Regions from separate parts of the Homo sapiens genome. Here region 2 is linked to region 1. The links are chromatin loops, found by intact Hi-C in ENCODE. Cell type or tissue: A673. All regions are shown on one strand. Each heading gives the region's core, and the rest is flanking DNA. Links, peaks and the distances in the headings are about the cores only.

Region 1 (9,077 bases), core at 755-8,754:
TTAGCAATGAAATGAAATTGAAAAATTCTTAGTAGTACATCGTTTGTGTGAAGAATCGCCAAATAACATGGTCAGAGCTGGTAGCCTAAGCGTGAAAAACTTGATCATTTACTGAACTTAGGGTGGGCTGATTATCTTTGCTTTTTGAATGGCTGAGCACTGGAAAGGTTGCCCCAGCCAACAAGGAATTAACTACTGATAAGACTATCCAGAAAAGGGAGAAAAGGTTGTGGAAAGTGAAGTTAAGTTTGGTTTAATGTGTATTGATTTTGAGACACCTCCAGGCTACACAGACATAGTTGTCCACATAAGACAAACTGAAGTCAGGAGAAAGGTTAGAGATTAGAGATTTAGTTTTCGACAGTGGCAAACTTTCCAGGAGTGAATAACATTTCCTAGGAAGTCTATAATGTGAGAAAGGAAGGAGGTCCAGGAATATAGTTGGTAGTTAAGACAGTGGGATTTAGGATCAAACACATTTGGCCTCAAGTCTTAATTATAATATACTCTAACTCTGTGATCTTGGAACATCTGCCTTTGAAAAAAAAAACAGGCTTGAGGTATAATTTATATACTTTATGATTCAGCCTTTTTAAAACAGTTTGATTCTATGTTTTTTTAGTATATTCACAAAATGACTATCACCACTATCTAATTCCAGAACATTTTTATCACCCAAAAAAGAAACCTTATATTCATTAGCAGTCACTCCCCATTTCCCCCTTCTTCTATCCCCTGGCAACCACGAGTCTACTTTCTGTCTCTATGGTTTGTAATAAACGTTATGTATAAATAGCATCATACAAGAAGTCTTTGTGCTTGGCTTCATAGCATAATTATTTCAAGGTTCATCCATGTTGTAGTATGTATCAGTACTTCATTCCTTTTTATAATTGAATAATATTTCATTATATAGATATACTACATTCTATCCACTCATCAATTGATAGACTTTTGAGTTTTTTTCACATTTTGGTTATTATGAATAATGATGCTATGAAAATACATATACAAATGTTTTGTGAATATATGTTTTTAATTCTCTTGAGTATATCTCTACAAGTGCAGCCGTTGGTTCATATGGTAACTCTACATTTAAGATTTTGAAGAACTGCTAAACTGTTTTCCGGTGTAGCTGCATCATTTTACAAACCCACTAGCAATGTATGTGGGTTCTGATTACTTCACATTCTCACCAACAGTTATGATCTGACTTTTTGACTCTGGCCATTCTGGTGGGCATAAAGTCATATCTCATTGTGGCTTTGATTTGTATTAAATATTTTCCTAGAGACTAATAATACCAAGCATCTTTTTGTGTGATTATTGGCCATTTGAATATCTTTTTTTTTTGTTTTTGTTTTTTGAGACAAGGTCTCACTTTGTTGCCCGGGCTGGAGTGCAGGGTGTGACAGTGATTTCTCTTGCCTCAGCCTCCCCAGTAGCTAGGACTACAGGCATGTGCCACCATGCCTGGCTAATTCTTAGTTTTTTTATAGAGACGAGGTCTTGCTGTGTTGCCCAGGTTGACCGTTTGAATATCTCTGGAGAAGAGTCTATTCAGTTCCTTTGTCCATTTTTAAATTGAGTTATTAGTTATTTTATTGTTGAATTTTAAGTGTTCTTTATATATTCTATGTGACAGTCTTTTGTTAGATATATGCTTTGCAAATTTTTTTCTCATTCTTTGGGTTGTCTTTTCATTTTTTTGATAAAACTTTCAAAACATGAAAATTTGAAATTTACTCATGTGTTCTTTTGGTGTCATGTCTAAAAAACCATTGCCTAATCCGGGGTCATGAAGAATTATTCCTGTGTTTCTTCTAAGAGTTTATAATTTTAGTTCTTAGATTTAGGTCTTTGATTGAGTTTGAATCAATTTTTTTTGTTTTTGAGACAAAGTCTCACTCTGTCACGCAGGCTGGAGTGCAGTGGCGTGATCTCAGCTCACTGCAACCTCTGCCTCCTGGGTTCAAGGGATTCTTATGCCTCAGCCTCCCAAGTAGCTAGGATTACAGGCAGCTGCCGTGATGCCTGGCTCATTTTTGTATTTTTTTAGTAGAGATGGGGTTTCACCATCTTGGCCAGGATGGTCTCGATCTCCTGACCTCAGGTGATCCACCCACCTCAGCCTCCCAAAGTGCTGGGACTACAGGCATGAGTCACCGTGCCTGGCCGAGTTTGGATCAGTTTTTATATTTGGTGTGAGGTAGGGGTCCAAGTTCATTTTAGTTTCTTTCTTTCTTTTTTTTTTTTTTTTCCCTCATGTGGCTATCCAGTTGTCCTGGCACCATTTGTTATTTGTTGTAAAGACTATTCTTTCCCCATTGAATTCCTGTCTTGGCACCCTTGTGAAAAATCAATTGATCATAATATAATGGTTTATTTTGGAACTCTCAATTCAATTTTATCAGTTTATATGCCAATCCTTATGTCAGTACCACAGTGTGTTGATTATTGTGGCTTTGTATTAAATGTTAAAAAAGGAAAGTGTGAGTCATCCAACTTTGCTCTTTCTCCTCCCCTCCCACCAACTTTGTTCTTCTTTTGCAAGATTTTCTTAGCTATTCCTGGTGCCTTGAGTTATCATAAGAATTTTAGAATCAGTTTGTCAGTTTCTGCCAAAAAGGCAGCTAGAATATTGATAAGATTATTTTGAATCTATGGACCAATTTGGGAATATCACTGTATTAATACTAAGTCTTCCAATTCAGGAATGTGGGATGCTTTTCTATTTATTTAGTTTTAAAATTTATTTCAATTATGTTTTGTAGTTTTCAGTTTGCAAGTTTACACTTTTCATTTGTTAAACTTATTCCTAATTATTTTATTCTTTTTAATGCTAGAGTAGAGTTGTTTTCTTAATTTTATTTTTGTATTGTTGATTGCTATAGAAATACATTTGATTTTTGCATATTGATTATGTATCTTGTAAACTTGCTGAACTCCTATTAGTTGTAGTAGATTTTCAGTGGCTTCCTTAGAATTTTTTATATATAAATCATGTTTTCTGTGAATAGAAGTAGTTGTTTTACTTCTTCCTTTCCAATCTGGATTCTCATGCTCTCTCTCTTTCCTCTCTTCTGCCTCCTTCTTTCATTTTTTTCGTTTCTCTTTTTTCCATACTGTGTTGCCCAGAACTTCTAGTACTATATTGAATAAGAGTGGTGAGAGTGTACCTACTTGTATCTTCCTGATCGTAAAGGGAAAGTATTCAGCCATTCACCATTAAGTATGATGTTAACTATGAGATTTATGTAGATGGCTTTATCCGGTTGAGGAAGTTCCTTTTTATTGCTAGTTTACTGAGTGTTATTATCTGAAAAGATACTGGATTTTTTCAAGTGCTTTTCAGCATCCGTTGATATAGTCATGTGATTTTGCTCTCTTATTCCATGAATATAGTGTCTTACATTGATTGTTCTTTATATGATAAATCAACCTGGCATTCCTGGGATGAATGCCACTTGATCATGTTGTATAATTCTTTTAATATGCAGCTTCATTGTTAAGGATATTTGCATCTATGTTCATAAGGAATATTGGTCTACAGTTTTCCTTCCTTGTGATTTCTTTTTCTGGTTTTGGTATCAGGTTAATTTTGGCCTCATAGAATAACTTGGGAAGTGTTCCCTCCTCTTCTGTTTTTTTTTTTTTTTTTGCAAAATTTGTGAATGACTGATGTTAATTCTTCCTTAAATGTTTGGAATTCACCAGTGAAACCATCTGGGCCTGAACTTTTCTTTGTGGGAAGTTTTTTGATTACTGATTCAATCTCTTTCATTGTTGTAGGTCTATAAAGATTTTCTACTTGCTCTTGAGTCAGTTTTGAAATTTTGTGTCTTTCTAAGAATTTGTCAATTTTGTCTAGGTTATCCAATTTTTTGGCATATAATTGTTTATTGTATTGTCTTATAATCTCTTTTATTTCTGAAAGGTTGGTAGTAATAGTCCACTTTCATCCCTGATTTTAGTAATTTGGGTTTTCTCTCTTTTTATTTTGGTCAAACTAGCTAAAGTTTTGTCAATTTTATTGATCTTTTAAAAGAATAAACTTTTCATTGATTTTGTCTATTATTTTCCTATTCTCAATTTTATTTACATCTGTTATAATCTTTACAATTTCATTTCCTCTGCTTGCTTTGGGCTTAGTTTACTCTTATTTTTTAAGGTAGAAGGTGAGATTATTGCTTTAAGATCTTTTTTCTTTTTAAATATAGGCATTTGCAGCTATTTCCCTCTGAGCATTGCTTTAGCTGCATCCTATACATTTTGGCTTTGTTGGGTTTTTGTTTTCATTCACGTAAATGTCAAACACATTTAGGAATGTGTTGTTTAATTTCTGTATCTTTGTGAGTTCTTCAAATTTCCTTCTGTTATTTATTTCTAATTCCATTTCGTCGTGATTGGAGAGCATACTTTGTGTGGGTTTATAAAGTCCTTCTAAGTTTATTGAGGCTTGTTATACAGCCTAATGTGGTGTATCCTGGGGAATTCTCCAGTTGCACTTGTGTGGTAAGTTCAAGGATTTGGGGGCTAATCAAGGAAAGACAGGAGCACAAGATGGCAGTGTTGTACAGTAAGCTTTTTTGGTGGTATTTGAACAGGGTTGCAGGAGAGGGGAAGTCTCTCACAGCAGGAGACCTTCCAGAGACAGGGCCACCATCCAAAAGGGGAAAAGGGTAAGGGAACTCCTAGAGGAGAGGGGAATTGGAGGCGGGGCTCATGTGTCTAGGTGATGTCACTCAGCAGCAAGGTGGAGAGTTTCGGATCAGATGGCTTTGAAGGGCAGTATTGGGTGGGGTCTTTTCTAGCCACAGAGTTTGTCTTATCTATGACAAGCAGATGTGGGCCTACATTTAGAGCCTATCCTGTTTTGCAAAACTGCAGGGCATGCAAAACAGGATAGGCACTAAATGGTAAAAAGTATACTTATTTAGGATATATTTAAGGCAATTAGATGTAAGAATTTAGTGTGGTCCTGGTGGGCTTTCAACTACTGGTCCCAGCCTCTTGTGAAGAAGTAAACAACATGAGGGCCAATATACAGAGACCATCTTTGGCCCATTTATATAACAACTTGAGAAAAGTTGGCTGATAGTATCATTCGAGTCTTCTATTTCCTCATTGATCTTCTGCTCTCATTTGTTCTTTCCATTATTGAAAGTATGGTCTTGAAGTCTCCAACTATTATTGTTGAATTGTCTATTTTCTCTACTTTGTCCTTTATCAGCACATCCATCCTACCTTCTTCTTTGCCCACATAACTCCTTATATCATAAAGGATTCATATTGGTCATCTGTCTGGCTTTGATGGGCAGAGGGTAACTTTACTGGTTTGGGGATAGTTTTGTTTAATTTTTCTTTTCTAGCCTTGCATCTCTGTGAGCCAATGCACACATTCTAATCCTCTGTAGGACAAGTGTTTAATGGTGTTAGACCAGGAAATGTAATAGAGACCATGCTTTACTCGGAGCCCTGCCCTGCTTTTCACTTTCATCAATGAGTGTTAAAATTGTTAGAAGTTCAAAACACTCAAAAGATTATTATGACCTCCCCACACCATTCCCATATTTTTATTCCATAAACAAACAAAAACACCAAAACCCATTAACTTAGTTTTAAAAATATAAAGAAGTACACAATTATCTGGTTTTGTCTCATGATGACTATTTTGATGATTTTTTTGAGAAAACAAAAAATTAAGTGCTTTTTTCTTTTCCTGTTTTTGGAATTCCCACTTTAATGGCACCCTAAACACAAAGCTTTGTCCATTATGGAGGCACTATAAGAAAACCTCCTTTGTCCCATAGGACCTGGATGGCAAGTATCCAGGATATAGCTACCACTTCCTCCTCCCATGCCTATGGCAGACACCATCACAACCATACGTACATCCTCTTCCATGAAATGTCTGTACATGCTTTGCTCATTTTCTAAGTGCTTTGTTTGATTTTTTTACTGTTAAGTTTTGTGGGTTCTTTATATATTCTAGATACAAGTCTTTTATTCCTAATCTGTAACTTGTTTTTTTACCCTCTTAACAGGGCCTTTTACATAGCCAAAGTTTTACCTTTTTATGAGGTTCAATTTATTCATTTTTCCTTTTGTGGATTGTACTTTTGGTATCAAATCTAAGAACTCTTTGCCACGTTCTAGGTCTTGAAAAGATAAGTTTGTCTTATTTTTCAAAAACTTTTATAGTTTTCTATTTTACACTTAAGTTAATGGTTCATTTGAGTTAACTTTTGTGTGCAATGTTAGATTTAGATTTTTAATTTTTTTATTTGCCTGTGGGATAGCCAATTGCTCCAGCACCATTTGTTGAAAAGAGGATTTCTACTTCATTGAATTGCATTCACATCTTTGTCAAAAGTTATTCGAGTATATTTGTCTGGATTCATTTCTGGATTCTCTGTTCTATTCCACTGATCTGTGTCTGTCCTCCACACTGTCCTGATTACTGTAGCTATATAGTAAGCCTTAACATGGGAGGAATGATTTCTCCCACTATATTATTTTTCAAAATAATTTTGGCTAGTTTAGAGCATTTTTATTTTAATATATATTTTACAATAAGATTACCCATGTTTACAAAAAGCTTGCTGAGATTTTGATAGGAATTGCTTTAAATCTGTCAGTCAGTTTGGGGAGAATTGATATCTTTACTATATTAAGTCTTCAAATCTATGAAGATAGCATATCTCTCCAATTATTTAGGTCGTCCTTGATGTCTTTCATCAGCATTTTGGATTTATCAAAATATAGAACCTGTACATACACTGTTAGATTTATACCTAAGTATTTTATTTTCTTTGGAGCAATTCTAAATGGTTATAGTGTTTTATACTAACAACAAAACAACTTGTTGGTATGTGTAAATGCAGTCACTTTCGAGTGTCAATCTTGTATCCTGTGACCTTACCCAACTCACTTATTAGTTCTCAGTGTTTTGTAGATTCGTTGGGATTTTTAAAATGTAGATAATTGTATTTGTAAATAGACAATGTTTTATTTTTTTAACCCAGTTTGTATGTCAGTTGTTTCTTTTCCTTGCCTCATTTGACTGTCTAGAACTTCCAATATGATGTTGAATAAGAATGGAGAGAGTGGACACCCTTGCCTTGTTCTTGATCTTAGAATGAAAGCACTCAGTCATTTACCATTAAGTATGATATTAACTGTAGGATTGTTGGTAGATGCTCTTTGAGGTTAAGGAAGTTCCCCTATATTCTTAGTTTGCTGACAGATTTTATCATGAATGAATATTGAATTTTATATGCTTTTTTATCACATCAATTAATATGATCATGATTTTTTTCTTTAGCCTGTTGATATAGTAGATTACATGAATTAATTTTTGAATATTGTACCAGGCTTGCATACCTTAAATAAACCAGCATGGTTATAGTATATTATTCTTTTTATGTATTGCTGGATTTGGTTTGCTAACATTTTGTTGAAGATTTTCATGTCTAAGTTAACAGGAGATACTGATTTGTAGTTTTCTTTTTTGCGTGTGCTGTCTTTGTCTGGTTTAAGTGTTAGGGCTATACTAGTCTTATAAGACGAGTTGGGAGGCGTCCCTTCCTCTTCTATTTTCTGGAAGAGATTGTGTAAAATTGGCATTAGTTCTTTTTTAAATGTTTGGTAAAATTCTCCAGTGAAACTTTCTGGGCCTGGAGATTTTGATTTTTAGTGTTATTTTAAATGTGAACTTACTGGTACCCGTAAGAACAAATGGGGCCCAGGAAGACTGTGTTTAGGGGTGTCTGGGGAGGTTTGGGTCTCAGTTACTATTGTCCATCACATGTGTTTGTTACATTAGATCATGAGCTTCTTGAAGGCTAGCCGTGGTGTGTTGGTCATCATTGGAATCCCGGCACCTGGGACAGTGCCTTGCACATACTGAGTACTCAGTGTAAGGTTGCTGAGTAATGGAACTGACTCTCAGCACTTTGATTGTTGCAGACTGGAACCCTGATGCTTCTTAGGGAAGCCAAGGGAGAAGAGGGCAGCACAAAAATGCCTGAGTCTTCTTTTGGGGGTGGAAAAGTCTCTTTGGGAGAAGAGAGAAGTAGATAATATTTGTGATCTCATTCTTCCTCTTGCCTGCTTGAACTGCTACCATTCAGGCCTTGAAAAACCCAGTGTACCAAGAAGACGGTGTGTGGAGCACTGGTAGTGGGGAAGAACAGATGCAGACTAGCGCCCCTTCCTGCTGTGTGTGTCTTCAAACACAGAAACAAGCTCTGAGAATTATGCTTCAACATAGAAGATGGAAAGGAGATGAGAATGTATCAAGCTTAGGCATAACTTACTGAGTAATAGTTCTTAATTATTTATAGATGAGAAGACTGAGGCTTGAAGAAACTATTGACTTGCCTAGGTCTCTCTGAATTTCGAAAGCTACGCCAATGAACTTGACACTTTTACTGCAGCTTCTAGTCTGTTAAGTGGTTTATCTTGATATACTTTAGATGATACAGCTGTAGAAAATTTTGTACCAGTTACACCAAGCTCTAGTGCTTTTCTCATTTCATAACATAAAATGACAAATTAATGGTTATTACTACTCTGAATTGGAACATCTTGAGACAGATTCTTTGATTTGTCCTTCTAACACTATCTGCATTAACTGATACCTTTATTAATTGAACTTTTTTAGCACTTACCTCTCTGTATCACTCTCTGGACAGTAATGGAGTGCATTTTAAAGTATTTTGTTTTATTATGTTTAGTTACTATTTGTTTCTGAGCAATAATGTATTTAATCATTTTGCAAGTTGAGAATTTTTTAATGTTATTTACTCTAAAATCTGTGGGTCTTATGCTAGATTTATTTGTAGCATCTAGGGCAATAGCTTCAGCATAATATTGCACAATATCATTGTTGATTGGTCAATATGTAAAACTGATGATACTTAATTTCTAAGGCTCTGTCTTAATAGAAGATATTCTGGTTCAACTTATTAAAAATTCTCTTCTTATAAGTACCTTTACCCAGATCCTAATCTCAACTTAAACCCAACATTCTATTTTCAACTCAAGTGAACCACTCTCTCTTCTAAGTCATC
Region 2 (9,077 bases), core at 343-8,342, 250 kb after region 1:
TCAACTAATCCTGCCATTTCCCAAATACATTTTTTTTTCTTTGAGGCGGAATTTTGCTCTTGTTGCCCAGGCTGGAGTGCAATGGCGCAATCTCAGCTCACTGCAATCTCCGCCTTCCCGGTTCAAGCGATTCTGCTGCCTTAGCCTCCCGAGTAGCTGGGATTACAGGCATGTGCCACCACATCCAGCTAATTTTGTATTTTTAGTAGGGACGGGTTTTCTCCATGTTGGTCAGGCTGGTCTCAAACTCCCGACCTCAGGTAATCTGCCTGCCACGGCCTCCCAAAGTGCTGGGATTACAGGCATGAGCCACTGCACCCGGCCCCAAAATACATTTTTAAATAAACATATAACCTTCAAATCCTGATGGACAGACACTGTAGAAGTAAAAAGTGGGAAATTTAGACAGTAAGTAATTGAAATGGAAGAAAAAATGAAAATCACAGTGTATTAGTTTCCAAGGGCTGCCAGAACAAAGTACCATGTACTTCTAACAACAGAAGTATACCCTTACAGTTCTGGCGGCTAGAAGTCTACACTCAAGGTATGGGCAGGGCCATGTTCTCTCTGAAGGCTCCAGGATCCTTCCTTGCTTCTTTTTGCTTCTCATGTTTTTAGAAAATCCTTGGCATTCCTTGGCTTGTAGATGATCACTCCAGTGTCTGCTTCTGCCTTCATGTGGGCTTCTTTCTTTTATGTCTGTGCATCTACATTTTCCTCTCATTATAAGAGCACTAGTCATTGGATTAAGGCCCATCCCAATCCAGTATGTCCTCACCTTAATGAGATTACATCTGCAGAACCCCTATTTCAAATGAGGTCACATTCACAGGTACCAGGGGTTCAGTCTTCAACATAGTTTTTGAGGGAATACAGTTCAACCCACGACACAATCATATATATATATATATATATATATATTTTTTTTTTTTTTTTTTTTTGAGACGGAGTCTCACTCTGTCACCCAGGCTGGAGTGCAGCGGCACAATCTCGGCTCACTGCAAACTCCACGTCCCAGATTCAAGCAATTCTCCTGCCTCAGCCTCCTGAGTAGCTGGGATTAAAGACGTGTGCCACCACACCTGGCTAATGTTTTTGTATTTTTAGGAGAGACGGGATTTCACCATGTTGGTCAGGCTGGTCTCGAACTCCTGACCTCATGATCCACCCACCTCAGCCTCCCAAAGTGCTGGGATTACAAGCGTGAGCCACAGTGCCCAACTCACACAATCCAATATTTTAACAGAGAAAAAATATGACCCAAGTTGTATTTAGAGAAAATAGGACCTAAATCCTGGAGAGCAACGACTGCCATTGGTATGCTCTCCATTCATATTTTGGCACCTGCAGTTCAGTCTTTTCTTTGCTTGCTCTGAATTGTAGGTGAGGCAAGGATAAAGATTCTGTTGACCTGAGACTGAAAGCAATAACCAAGACTGTACTGGCTCAATGATCACTGCTACATACTTGGTTTTCAAAAAATATAAGGCATACCTTTAGGCGACAAAACACGTAGCCTTCGGTCAAGTCACTACATACAGCAGCTCCATGTTCCTGGGGTTAGGACTGGAAAGAACAGTCAAGGAGACAAACTTGTAACTGATCAAATCACCTAACCTGATTATTATGTCAAATTCCAAAACTGATAAGAAAAAGAAAATCCACTTGGGTACCTAACTCCCTGATTTGGCTCCCTACTGTGCTTATATTAATATCATAACTGCTGGGTCTTCATAAATCTATACTGAAAAGACATATCTTTTGGTTATGCCTGGGCAGTATAAAAAAACTGAACATTTTCAAGTTCATTACCAAACCCATGACTGAATTGCTGAATTGTTGATGCAACCCTTTTTGCAGTAATTGAATCAAATAGGCTATTCAATTACATGTTTGGCATTTGATTTAGGGATAGTCTAAACTCCCCATTTTGTTTTCTGTTTTCATAACATACTAGTCTCTTATATTTGGGAAATGTTTCCTGATGTTCAATGGATGCACTAGAGAATAAAAATCTAATGCCACCTACAAATAAATCTGTGACAAACTGTTTATTCAGAGGAAATATTTCAGGGACTGACATGAAGCTGACAAATACAGTGTCAATATTTTACTGTAGAGTCTTTTTTAATATATTGAAAACATTCAAACCCAAATGTCAAGGAAACAATTTTACTCTGACTCAAGGGCCAAGGCTTATATTTTAATGTAGTTACTGTTGAATGTTGGTAAATAACTCTCATTTTACATAAGGATTGGCTTGGATCAGTTGGGAAAACTCCCCTAACTGCTGCACTGGGCAGCGAATGGTAACTTAATTTATCTTTTGGAAGTTCAACAACTCCCCCTTGTTATTAGAGGAGCTAGCTCTAACAATGTGTGGGGTGCAGGACCATTGGAATTCTGGGCTGGTTTAGATTAAGGGGCTTCCTTTCTTTGTGTTCTTAGAGAGCCTGTTGGAGAACATCTAATTTTTCTCTGTCACTCACGTCAACACAAGTAGAAAACCTGTCAGAGGTTAAGCCAATCAGTCTCACCTTGAAGAAGAGTTTTTGTGGAATGTTTAATTTTGGGGGTGTGAAAGAGGAAAGGGATTAGCATGTTCTCAAGCAGCCTCAGCAAGAGACTATGTACCCGGGGAGAGTCTCCAGGAAGTGTCCTCAGAAGCAAAGAGCGAGAGCTGGGAGCCAATGAGGGCGGCAGGAGAATGGGGAAAACCCTATACCACCAGGGAGCCAAGTGGTTGTGGCTTGATGTGTCCTGCATCGTACTTTTTGACTTTTTCCAGAAAAAGCTGGCAATGAGAATAGAAGAATTGCAAACAATGTAGCAGGCCCTTGCCAAGATTTAAATACAGAAGAAACATTCAAAAGGACGGTATCAAATTATCTGCAAAGATGAAGAAAGTAATGACTTACGTTCTCCATCCTCTGGCTGGGTGACTCACCAAAGTGGAAAATGAAGCACTTGGAGATTAAAGGTACCCCCAGAAAGAGGGGGAAAGGGATGGGCTCTGGAGAAGCCAATCCAGTTACAAGTTAACATGCCACAGGAACATCTGTGATGGAAGGTGGCAGCTAAATGCTTCGTGTCTCTTTGTGTTCTCCAGAATCTTCAAGTAAGAAAGTCCAGCCCTGCCTCAGCATTCTTCATCTGGACCACAGACGTGTTAAAAATCACCTACTGCGTGCAGGGTATCATGTGAGGATATGCAGGTGATAATTGTTGTGCATGCACACTTAGTTAGAACACAGTGAAAATAGGTGCCCCTGACCACTCTACTTAAAAAGGCTGCTCTCTGTAGTCTCTATTTTTGTAATGGTCATATTGATATATAATTCACACATTATACAATCTATCCACTTGTATTTTGTTATATGTATGTGTTAACTTCTTTAAAGTACAGGCTCCATGAAGATAACAACCAGGTGTCTTTTGTTCATCAGTGGACACCCAGCAGCTATCATAACGCACAATGCAGCCACTCAGCAATGATGCGGAATGGGGAAGGAAAGTGCTGGGAAGAGAAGGGCGTGGTCCCTTTAAATGATAGGGAAGCGGGGAAGAGCATGGTCCCTGGCTAGGGCTCCAGCCCTGGGCCTGTGCCCATGGACCTAGGTGAAAACAGGCATTTTTGTTTTCCTGCCCAAATGTTGCATTTCCCAAGACCACCCTGGCCTGCCACTCCCCCATCCTGTGCCTATAAAATCCCTGAGACGCTAGCAGCCAGACACACAGGAGGCTGGACGTGGAGAGGAGCATTTCAGCAGAGGCACACGTGGGCGGCTGGACATTGAGAGGAACGCACCGACAGGCACCAGCACACCAGCAGGTCACCGACTGGCAGAACGACGTGGAGTTTGGCCGGGGCAGTTGGAGGAGAGCCCGGGCGCCAAGCAGCCCGACTCCAGGGGAAAACCATCTCTCTTCTGGCTCCCCCATCTGCTGAGAGCTACTTCCACTCAATAAAACCTTGCGCTCATTCTCCAAGCCCACGTGTGATCTGATTCTTCCCGTACACCAAGGCAAGAACCCCGGGATACAGAAAGCCCTCTGTTCTTGTGATAAGGCAGGGGGGTCTAACTGAGCTATCACAAGCCACCTACGATGGCTAAACTAAAAGAGCACCCTGTAATACATGCCCACTGGGGCTTCAGCTGTAAACATTCAGCCCTAGACACTGCCCCCACTGCCGATCTGTATGCTCCCCCTAGAGGTTTGAGCAGCAGGGCACTGAAGAAGTGAGCCACACCCCCATCACGTGCCCTGCGAGGGGAACACGGGAACTTTTGCCATTTCAGTAACAATATATTTTTAGTAAATTCATAATTAATGCATAGACAAGAACAAGATGTCTAAGGCTCAGAAATTGGCTTTAATAAACCTCACATTCTTGTGTTTTCCTCCAAAATTATAGGCAATGTGTTTTAAACAGATGGGGCCTTACTGTGCAGCCCAGGCTGAACTCCAAGCCCTGGGCTCATGGAATCTTTCCACTTCAGCTTCCCGCAGAGCTGGGCCCATAGGCCCTTGCTGCCATGACCGGCTAGCAGGCCATTTTAAAAATTAAGAGGTAACAAAGAAAGAAGAAAGCCCCGGCCAGGCGCGGTGGTTCACACCTGTAATCTCAGCACTTTGGGAGCCCAAGGTGGGTGGATCACTTGAGGTCAGGAGTTCGAGACCAGCCTGGGCAACATGGCAAAACCCCGTCTCTACTAAAAATACAAAAATTAGCCAGGTGTGGTAGTGGCGGCTGTAATCCCAGCTACTTGGGAGGCTGAGGCAGGAGAGTCACTTGAACCTGGGAGACAGGGGTTGCAGTGAGCCAAGATCGTGCCATTGCACTCCAGTCTGGGTGGCAGAGTAAGTGAGATTCTGTAAAAACAACAACAACAAAAAACTAACCTAAAAAAAAGTCCCTATTTGGTAGGAGGAAAACAATATGGACCTCTCATTCTCTCAACCACTTCTCACTTTCTCATGTGCTACAGTTTGACCCCAAATCTGAACAGAGGGGACTTTGGTGGGAAAGCCTCTCACCCTCTTTGTATGCTCAGGAAAGCAGAAGACGTCAGATCTTTGTCTCAGAAGGGGTTTGATTTTCTGTACTTTTACTCTTCATGGTTCAGTTTGAATCAATTCAACTCAGCAAGGAATCCCTGAGTGAGGCTTATGCTAAGGCCATGAGGAAAACAAAAGTATGAGATGCCTCCTGGTCTTTCTAGCTTGCTGTCTCAGTGGGACAGCAAAACATATGTCCCTGAACTAGAGTCAAAGAAAAGGCAATGAGACTTAGAGCCAAGCACTCAGGTCAGACTTGATGCAGAAGGAATTCAGGGAAGGAAGAGAGAATGGTGCTTTGGAAGGTCAGGAAATGCTGTGCTGAGGAGACGGGGCTTGGGCAGCATCTGGGAAAGCAAAGCAAAGATGACAAGGCCTATGCTGCATTCAGGGGACCCTGGGGGCACTGGCCCTGCTGCAGTGGAGGGGCCAGGCTGGGGTCGGTGAGAGGGGCATTGGGACGGGTGCTGGAGTTCTGTGTGCTCGTGCTGAGGGAGAGGAGTTGCAGAAACCCAAAGGCTTTTTTTTTTTTTACTTCTACCTCTGTAGGAACCCCATTCTTCTCTCCCTTCTTTCAGCAATGCTCCTACCAGGCTGTTTTGTTGTTGTTTGTGTTTTTTTGTGAGACAGAGTCTGTCTTCGTCACCCAGGCTGGAATGCATTGGCGCAATCTCGGCTCACTGCAACCTCTGGCTCCTGGGTTCAAGCAATTCTCCTGCCTCAGCCTCCCGAGTAGCTGGGAATACAGGTGCCCGCCACCACACCCGGCTGATTTTTGTATTTTTAGTAGAGACGGGGTTTCACCATGTTGCCCAGGCTGGTCTCGAACTCCTGACCTCTACCACGCCTGGCTAATTTTTGTATTTTTAGTAGAGATGGGGTTTTGCCATGTTGCCCAGCCTTGGCCTCCCAAAGTGCTGGGATTACAGGCATGAGCCACTGCCCCCGGCTGCTTTGTTGTTTTTGTTTTGTCCCTTCTATTACGGGGGAGAGAGGAAGAGCCTCGCCCGCGGAGGGAGAGGCATTTCTATGGAGCAAAGTTTGTAAATCATCTAAATCAGTCGCATTCCAGAAAGAAACAGCGATAGGTCCTGTCTCCTCCCGCCACGAGAAGGAAACAATCCCATAAGCACTCCGTCATGGGCTTGGCACAAGCCTATCATTTGCATTAAACATCTAAAGCCATTATTGAGTAGCTCTATGCATACCCTTTAACATTATGCTTTCTTCTCAATCATAAAGCCATTTTGCTCCTTTGGTTAAGGCAAATAAATATAAGAATCATCATTATTATCAATAAAGGGTACTAGTGTCACTATTTTAAAAGAGAGAAAGTGACAGATTTCATGACAGCATCAGCGGAAGTCTGTGGAAAGATTCAAATCTCAAGGGAGCACTGAATTAGCTTCATGCACCCCATGGATTCTCACTATGTCTACCTTGGTGGGCACAGAGAATGTATAGTGAATATGGATAAAAAATAGAGTTGGTTTTCTTTTCCCAGAAACAACTTGTCATAATATCTAAATCGCTTAATATTTTGAATTTGCAAAATGAGGTTCTCTAGATCCTAATGCGAGCTTCTTTCTTTAAGTAGTTTATTCCCCCTTTCTCTGTAGAAATCTTCATTTACCTTTTCCTCGCTGACTTTTAAACGTGTGATAAAAATCTAACAGGGAGAAGGAGTTGTGGGCACTTAGCTCAACAAAAACTGTTTAAGATGACTTTTTCTTCTTAATCCTAGAGCTTTTTTTCTCGTTTGGGTTTAGCAAAGATGAGAGTAGTGCTGTGCAGATGGTAAGTATAGAAGCTTTTGAATAAAAGCTGGTCATGGTTAGCCCTCAGACTGTAGCTCTAAGATGCTTTAAGAATGTGTTCTGAGCCCTTCGAGAGCTGTGAAATGAATATGGCCATTTATGAGGCAGTAATAAGAACCTTCAGTGATAGTTTGACTCAGAAGCTAATCTTAAGGGTTGTGAGTTTTTATCAATCATTCATCCTTTTCCTGAACATGTGGCTTAAAACAACCTCTTCCTTGGATGAATCCTCCATGTTCTATTTTTCTTCTCATTATCTGTCTGTTGTTGTTGTTGTTTTTGTTGTTGTCATTCCTACTGTTCATTTCCTCTTTCACTGCAACTTTTGTATTTGGTTCATCTTTACCTTCTTATTTTCATGATTTCTCTGACTGGCAATCACTCCTTAGAAAGCTTCACAAATCATGTCAAGCTGTCACCATCTCCTCCTTATTCTGTTCCTTTTGCTACTTCTCACTCATTTTCTTTTCTTCTTTTCAGTTTTGTAGGCTCCTACCAGTGAAAGCCTCCTCACAACTCTCTTCTTCTCCCCAAGGTAAGTAACTGCTTTTTCTTCTTCCATGCTTTCTTTCATTCCAGAGCCATTCTCTCTGCATAACCTCTATTGATGAGCTTCGTTTGCTGCTGTTTTCTTACCCTCAACCACCTCCTCCCTCAGCCACAGAAGTACAATCCATTGTTCTTTATCTCTACCCTGTCCTTCTAGGATTTCTACCACAAAATAAGGCTGTTTTATTATGCCATTCTACCCCTCACTTAGACTATTTTAGATATATTATTTAAGCGGAATCGTGTAGTGGTAGTCTTTCTGTGTCTGGCTTATTTCACTTAGCATAATGTCCTCCAGGTTCATTCATGTTGTAGTGTTGAGTATATTTGATATACAAAAATACTTCACATATTTAATGTATATAATTTGCTGAGTTTGGACATAGGCATACACCCATCATACCATCACTGAAATCAAAGTTATATATATATATATATATATACACACACATCACCTCCCAAAATTTTCTTGTGTCCCTTTGCTTTGTCTGTGGGGGTATGTGTGTGGTAAAAATGCTTAACATGAGATCTACCCTCTTAAAACATTTTTAAGTGCACAGAATTGTACTGTTAACTACAGGTACTACATTGTACAACAGACTTGTAGATCTTATTCATTTTGCATAACTTGAAATTTTATACCCGTTGAACAGCAACTCCCTATTTCCCCCTTCCCTGAGCCCCTGAACAACCATTTTACTCTCAGCTTCTATGACTTTGACAATTTTAGATATATCATTTCAGTGGAATCATACAGTATTCATCGTTCGTGTCTGGTTTATTTCACTTAGCATAATGTCTTCCTGGTTGATCCATGTTGTAGCATATGGCAGGATTTCCTTCTTTTATAAAGGCTAAATAATATTCCATTTTATGAATATACCACATATTCTTTACTCACTCATCTGTTGATGGACATTTGGGTTGACTCCACATCTTGGCTATTGTGAATTATGCTGCAATGAATCTAGGAGTGCAAATATCTCTTTGAGATCCTGATTTCAGATTTTGGAGATATATACCCAGGAGTGAAAAGCTTCTGCACAGCAAGGAAAACTGTCAACAGGCTGAGAAGGAAACCCAAAGAATGGGAGAAAATATTTGAAAACCATATATCTGATAACGGGTTAGTCTCTGAAATATATAAGGAACTTCCTCAACAAAATAGCAAAAAAAAAAAAAAAAAAAAAAAAAAAAAAAAAGAAGAAAGAAAGAAAGAAAGAAAATAGAGGAGAAAACCCACCAAAATCCAGATAACCAGTTTTTAAAATGGATAAAGGATTTGAATAGACATTTCCCAAAGAAGAGATACAAATAGCTAACAGGTATATGAAAAGGTGCTCAACCTCAATAATCATTAAGGAAATGCAAATCAAAACTGAAATGAGATATCCCCTCACACCTGTTAGGATTTTAGAACCCTTGTCCACTGTTGGTGGGAATGTAAAATGGCATAGCCACTCTGAAAAACAGTATGAAGTTTCCTTAAAAAATTAAAAATAGAACTATTATATGATCTAAAGCAGACCTTCTGAATATGGATCCAGAACTTTCCAGAGGAACCACTGTCAGTGAGGGCATTGCATTCCTCACCAAAAACTCATCCTTGGAGAAGGCATAGCTATCACCTGCTTTTCAAACCAAACCAAA

The links. Peaks named below come from ENCODE experiments on the same cell type or tissue, not always from the same donor. Only the 100,000 strongest peaks of a DNase experiment are listed, where the experiment ranks them.
Region 2: a loop joins it to region 1, with 3 times the contacts of the local background. A loop is called at or near these places in 18 of 110 quality-filtered maps.

What each region holds. Positions count from the first base shown.
Region 1 is chr4:153,768,740-153,777,816 of GRCh38, forward strand. No RefSeq gene overlaps it. Among named protein-coding and RNA genes, the nearest start is that of RNF175, 13 kb to the left of the region's middle. RefSeq lists an enhancer at 2,579-2,748. In A673, for the core only: a CTCF peak has its summit at 4,564 (motif pointing right); no DNase peak of the experiment used is centred there.
Region 2 is chr4:154,020,067-154,029,143 of GRCh38, forward strand. It overlaps LOC101927947 (a long non-coding RNA gene), which reads left to right. Exons shown (of 15, transcript XR_007058336.1): 9 at 7,359-7,413. Among named protein-coding and RNA genes, the nearest start is that of SFRP2, 240 kb to the left of the region's middle. RefSeq lists enhancers at 3,266-3,787, 3,788-4,308. In A673, for the core only: a CTCF peak has its summit at 4,230; no DNase peak of the experiment used is centred there.